Linked DNA regions of Homo sapiens: region 2 is linked to region 1. Evidence: chromatin loops called from intact Hi-C (ENCODE). Cell type or tissue: heart left ventricle. All regions are shown on one strand. Links, peaks and the distances in the headings refer to the core of each region. The heading gives the core; the rest is flanking DNA.

The links. Hi-C counts contacts between places; a loop is a spot of excess contacts. Peaks named below come from ENCODE experiments on the same cell type or tissue, not always from the same donor. Only the 100,000 strongest peaks of a DNase experiment are listed, where the experiment ranks them.
Region 2: a loop joins it to region 1, with 2.3 times the contacts of the local background. A loop is called at or near these places in 5 of 110 quality-filtered maps.

What each region holds. Positions count from the first base shown.
Region 1 is chr10:110,609,103-110,612,016 of GRCh38, forward strand. No RefSeq gene overlaps it. Among named protein-coding and RNA genes, the nearest start is that of RBM20, 34 kb to the right of the region's middle. RefSeq lists an enhancer at 2,155-2,914. In heart left ventricle, for the core only: CTCF peaks have their summits at 698, 1,374 (motif pointing right) and 1,575; no DNase peak of the experiment used is centred there; H3K27ac peaks cover 738 bases.
Region 2 is chr10:110,802,407-110,805,320 of GRCh38, forward strand. The region is part of intron 7 of RBM20 (RNA binding motif protein 20); the gene reads left to right. Among named protein-coding and RNA genes, the nearest start is that of PDCD4-AS1, 67 kb to the right of the region's middle. In heart left ventricle, for the core only: a CTCF peak has its summit at 1,613 (motif pointing right); a DNase peak (open chromatin) is centred at 355; H3K27ac peaks cover 1,120 bases.

The DNA.
Region 1 (2,914 bases), core at 249-2,748:
GAGCATCCTGGCTAACACGGGGAAACCCTGTCTCTACTAAAAATACAAAAAATTAGCCGGGCCTGGTGGCGGGCGCCTGTAGTCCCAGGTACTCGGGAGGCTGAGGCAGGAGAATGGCGTGAACCCGGGAGGCAGAGCTTGCAGTGAGCTGAGATTGTGCCACTGCACTCCAGCCTGGGCGACTGAGCGAGACTCTATCTCAAAAAAATAAAGTGGCTTTCATATCTCCACTTTTTCTAAGTTAGGACTTTGAAGGATATATTTAGATCCAGAGATACAAAATTTTTTAGTTTAATACCTTAATTTTATAGACGAGGAAATCTGAAGCCCAGATTAGGTAAGTGACCCAAATGAATAAATGAGCACACACAGCTTAATAACCCACAGAGCCAGAACCAAGTCCTGGCTTTCCTTCGCAAGCAGGACAGACTCTAATACATTAGCTCTTTTTTTCTCCCAAGTTAACTATGAAAATGGGAGAGAGATAGTACAGTGTTGATTGATCCTCCACATGACACAGAGAAACAGATTTTAAGGGCACAATTCACCATCTCTGGTTTTCTTTGCCTTTTGCCTCCCCACTCCTCCTATTTTCTTTAGACTGCACTTATTTAGGTACACTCTGATCACTTATCTCAGTGTCTTAGGGGGACTGGATTACTCCTGGCTGCCAGTCTTCTGCATGAAAGATGCCAGCGTTGCTCCATAAATCTGCCACCATGTGGCACTCACTCTCCCCTTCCTAGACACAGAGTCTCCTGGGTGTAAGAGCCCTTGTGGCAGCCAGTAATTGCTCAGGGACATGAGGCAGCCTAGCGATTAGGTTTGCAAGAAGCACATGGATTTATTTCCTCTCTCAAGTCCTCACATTGGTTGGTATAACTCTATTATTGGAAAGAGACATTAAGGTTTGAATGTTATCTCATGGATACTTGTGTGTTCAGATCAGTGCCTGGAAAGTTGATTATCAAACATTAAAGTGTACAGTGATCACAAGTCCTGCTTTGGCTTTATAAATATACACCTAAAATTATTCAGTAATTAACAATGATGGCGGTAAAGGCTGGAAACATGGAACTACATATGGGTGGAAAAAACCCACCACCATAGAAAATTGAAGGACACGGGTTTAAGGCAAATCATTTGGGACTAAGTTAACAGAGGCAGTTAAGGTATAATGTACTAAAGGTCCCTGACACTTCTGAGGCAGAGGCCTTTGCTAGGAGAGGTCTTCAAACACAGGAATCTATCGTACCACTTCAGAATTAGAAATGATGGCTGCAAAGGTAGATAAGGCTGAGGCTTTCTTCATCATTGGGCTGCTGCTTTGTCTCCCAGTAATTACTTCACTTTTTTCCCAGAGCCACTAGAGGGGGCCCTTGACACATGCCAACCCCTCCATTTTTTCAGTCTAGTTTTTCAAACTCTAGTTTCTTAGAGTAGAGTTCCAGGAGCAATGAGATGGTCAAGGTGTGACATTCTTGAGATTTCTCTGTTGCAAGAGTTTGAGCTACGTGTTAACTGCAGCTCAGTAATTGGATGCTTTTAGCCAAGGTACCTAGTGCTTGCAACAGGTTGGATTGCTGCTTAGAAAGGTATGCAGCAGCTGTTTAATGGGATCTTGTTAACAAAATTTGCAGTCTGTATTAGGGTTCTCTAGAGGGACGGAATAGGATAGATGTATATATGAAGGGTAGTTTATTAAGGAGTATTGACTCACATGATCACAAGGTGAAGTCCCGCAATAGACTGTCTGCAAGCTGAGGAGCAAGGAAACCAGTCAGAGTCTCAAAACCTCAAAAGTAGGGAAGCCAACAGTGCAGCCTTCAGTCTGTGGCTGAAGACCTGAGAGCCCCCGGCAAACCACTGGTATAAGTCCAAGAGTTCAAAAGCTGAAGAGCTTGGAGTCCAATGTTAGAGGACAGGAGGCATCCAGCACGGGAGAAAGATGAAGACTGGAAGTCTCAGGAAGTCTGCTCTTTCCATCTGCCTGTTTTATTCTAGCTGCACTGGCAGCTGATTAGATGGTGCCCACCCAGATTGAAGGTGGGTCTGCCTCTCCTAATCCACTAACTCAAATGTTAATCTCCTTTGGCAACACCCTCACAAACACACCCAGCAACAATTCTTTGCATTCCTCAATTCAATCAATTTGACAATATCAGCCATCACAGTCCTTTCTTGCAGTAGCCCTACTTGTTTCTCCTCAGAGCAGTTTTTTCCTCTATACTTTCTCAATCTTCATATAAACCCAGAAGAGTTTGTTCTATTATAATTTTCCTCATTTGCTCTGTCTCTAACCTTGCATCCCTTAATTGAAACAGCTTCACCTATGTTGCTTTTCAGTTTATCATTTTTAAGTCATCTCCCCAACAAGACACTCCGAATCAGCGTCTCTTATGTTCTTTCACAGAGTGAAGGGAATACTTGCTTCTTTTCTTGTTAGAAATCTTATTAGAATCCCTGTAGCCTTGCGATTATGTGGCTGTTATGTGAGATTATTATGTGCTTTAGGATTGTTCCAGAAGTCCCATTTCCCTACTGCTTAAGAATAAAGGGTTCATCCCCATGGTGAGCAGGCATGTGGGAGCCCACACACAGCCCTGCCCCTGTACCTCAGCACAGGGGTCACACAGCAGGCTAAATCTCATCCTCTGAGATGCAACATCTGCCTTGACACTGATGGGAATGCTGGCATGACCGTGGAGCATGGCCTTGTGATGGACAGAGCTCATCTCATTTGTGAGATTCTGAGAAACCTCAAAAAAGAGAAACCACTGAAGCTGGTGCCAAACAGGTCTTCTCAGTGATCCTTGCCTTTTAGTTTTTCTTTTTCTTATGCACATGCTTCTAGGCAGGGGGTCTGTTCATCTAACTTCTGCCCTTGGCTAAGTAGATGAAAAAGAGGGGTTCA
Region 2 (2,914 bases), core at 156-2,655, 190 kb after region 1:
TAAAAGTATATTGCTTCTTTCAGACAAGTAAGCATCCCACCCCATTCTATATCCAACCAAAGTTCCTGGTCTCCTGGATTCTTCCCTGGGGGCTGGAATTGAATTTCTACACTAAGTTCCCAGTAGAGCTTTGGTCTCCAAATGAGATGTTGTCATAAGTTTCTAATTAGGATTAACGGCAGTAATTGGCTTCTTAAATTAAAGTACCAAAGCATAGCAATACCTTCCTGAGGGAGATAGTTTGGGGTGGTGCAAAAAACATGGGTTAAAGAGGTCAGATGGTCGAGTTTTGCTTTCAGCAAATGTGCACTGAGTGCTCACCGTGGGTGGAACTGGGCCAGGTGCCATGGAGGGAGAAGTAGCAAGCTGGCGAGGAGCTCAGTCTGGTGGGAGAAAAAGCAAATAAACAAAGAACCACTGACAACCATGTGACCTATCCTAGATTGGAAGATGGTGATGTCAGCCTGGGCTCTACCGCTTCCTGCTTTAGTGAGCTTAGAAAAGTTGCTTAACCTCTGTGAACCTCAGTTTACAGATCAGGAAAGGACTATACTTTGAGTTATTTGGCTTTAAGTATTTTTTTTCATACATTATCTTTTCAGTCTCGTAATCACTGTACCCTGTGAAGTGTGTAGGGTGTATAATAGCAGTAATTATAAGAGTACAACAATAACAATAATGTATACCTTTAATTGAGTCCCGGTACTCTGGGGCAAAGAAGTTTACATACATTATTTAATCCTGACATCAGTCCTGTTAGACAGGTATTATTATCTCAGTTTTACAGATGAGGAATCTGAAGCTAATAGAAATTCAGGAACTTGCCCAGGATTGTACTTAGCTACTGGAAGAGCTATGATTAAAACTTAGTGCTGTTTTGGTTTTGCACTAAAGCTGCATTGTTATAGTGTGTTATCATGATCTCTGTTGTCTATGTGAAAAAAACCTGAGAAATCAGGTAATTTGCTTATAGTCACCCAGCCAAGAAGCCGCAGAGATAGTATTCTAACAGAGCTTCTCAAGCTTCAGTGTGCATACAGATCACTTGGTGATGTTGTGAAAACTCACTTTGATTCAGCATATCTAGGGTAGTGCTGTTATTGCGTATTTCTAACGAGGTCCCAGGAGATGCTGCTGCTGGTGGTCCTCGGAGAACACTTTGAATAGAAAGGGCGCAGAACACATTATTTTCTGATCTTTAGCAGGGCTTTTCTGCTCCCCAAGCTGCCATATTCCCTCTTAAGGCATTGTGAAGGTCGCATGGAATAACAGATGTGAAAACAACTTAATGTATGTCTCAACTACATAGTAATGCATGCTTTATGGTCCCTATGTTGATATGAATCAGCTGCCACTCTGTCTGCACGTAACAGAAATTCATCTCCATTAAGCCTGTTGGCTTAAGCAAAAAAAAAAAAAAAAAAAAAAAAAAAGAATTTATGGATGCATGTAAATGAAACGTCCAGGAGTAGATCTGGCTGCAGGTGCGGCTGGATTCAGGACCCAGAGACCCTCATTAGGACTTGGTTTCTCTCCACGCTGCCTTCTGCTCTTTTGGCTTTGTTTACTGGGGGCTCCCTGGGATGGGCCGTAGCAGCCCAGGCTCTCTCCTCTAGGTGGCATGATGGCTACAGTGACCTCAGCAGCTCTTTCTCCCCCTTCCCTTTCCTTCAACAAGAGAAAGCCAGAGTTTTTTCCTAGAAGCTCCCACAAAAGTCCTGAGACTTTTGAGAGAGAGTCGCTCTGACTGGACTAGCTTAGCACAGGTGCACATTCCTGAATTGATCTCTGGCCAGGGCTAGGCCATGCTGTGATTGGCTGGACCTGTGTCATCTGCTACATCCTCAGAGCTGGGACAGAGACCCACCTAGAGCTCTGGAGCAAGATGAGGGAGGAACAGCTGCTATCAGGAGGAGGGAGAGTGGCTACCGGGAAGGTAGAGGGCAAACACTGTATCCATGTGTGTCTCTGGGCCAAAGGGGCTGCATATGAGGTCCCACCAGGGTTTGCAGAGGTGGGGAGAAATTCTGATTGCTCTTTCTCCTCTAACTTTATCTTTTGCTCACCAGGTAAAGTATAGGGAGAGAAGGGAGAGATTTTAAGGTATTTTTCATTTCCTCTCTTGAATATTTCTTCATGCACATATCTTATCTCCCCATATACTTCCTGTGGCAAGGGAGTTCCTCAGCTTATTTGAGGCAGAACCTTTCACATGATAGATGTTTAATAAATATGCAAAATGAATAAGAAAGAGAAAATCTGAAGGAACAACAAAAAGTGAGTAGCCTTCTTCCTGCAGACCTGGACAAGATGATTGGAATATATTCTGGGTTGTTCTATGGAAACTTCGTCAATAAGTATGGAATCATAATCTCTCTGATGCAGAAGTGAACTTGGAATAATTTAAACCAGTGTCTCCCAGTCACTTCATCAGAGGGTCATCAGGGGATTTTTTGTGGGGGGAGTCCTCTTGCCCAGAGATTCTCTTCAATAGGCTTCGGGTGGGAATGAGACTCCCAGGTGCTTTTGAGGGCAGAGGGTCTGGTTTCAGAGCCATTGGTCTTGCCAGCCTCCTCGCTACAGAGAGGGCTTCTGGCCCTGGGAAGCAGTCTTGTGAATGGTCCATGGTGCTCTCAGTTGGGAAGATGATTGAGAGTCTTCTCTATGTGCTGATAGTTACAAAGCAATACAAGACATGGTTCTCAGTTGGGAAGAGTTCACTCTCCAACTGGGAGACAAATTATTCTTGTGCAAAATTACACAAGATTTAAACATGAGTGCATAAGTACAGGAGCTACCAGAAGTTCCATGGCAAAAGGCAGTGTGACTGAGGGGTGTGAAAAAGGGAAGAGATTCCTAAACAAGGCCTTGAAGAAGGGGAGAATTAGCTAAAGAGAGACAGAGCTTCCAGGCA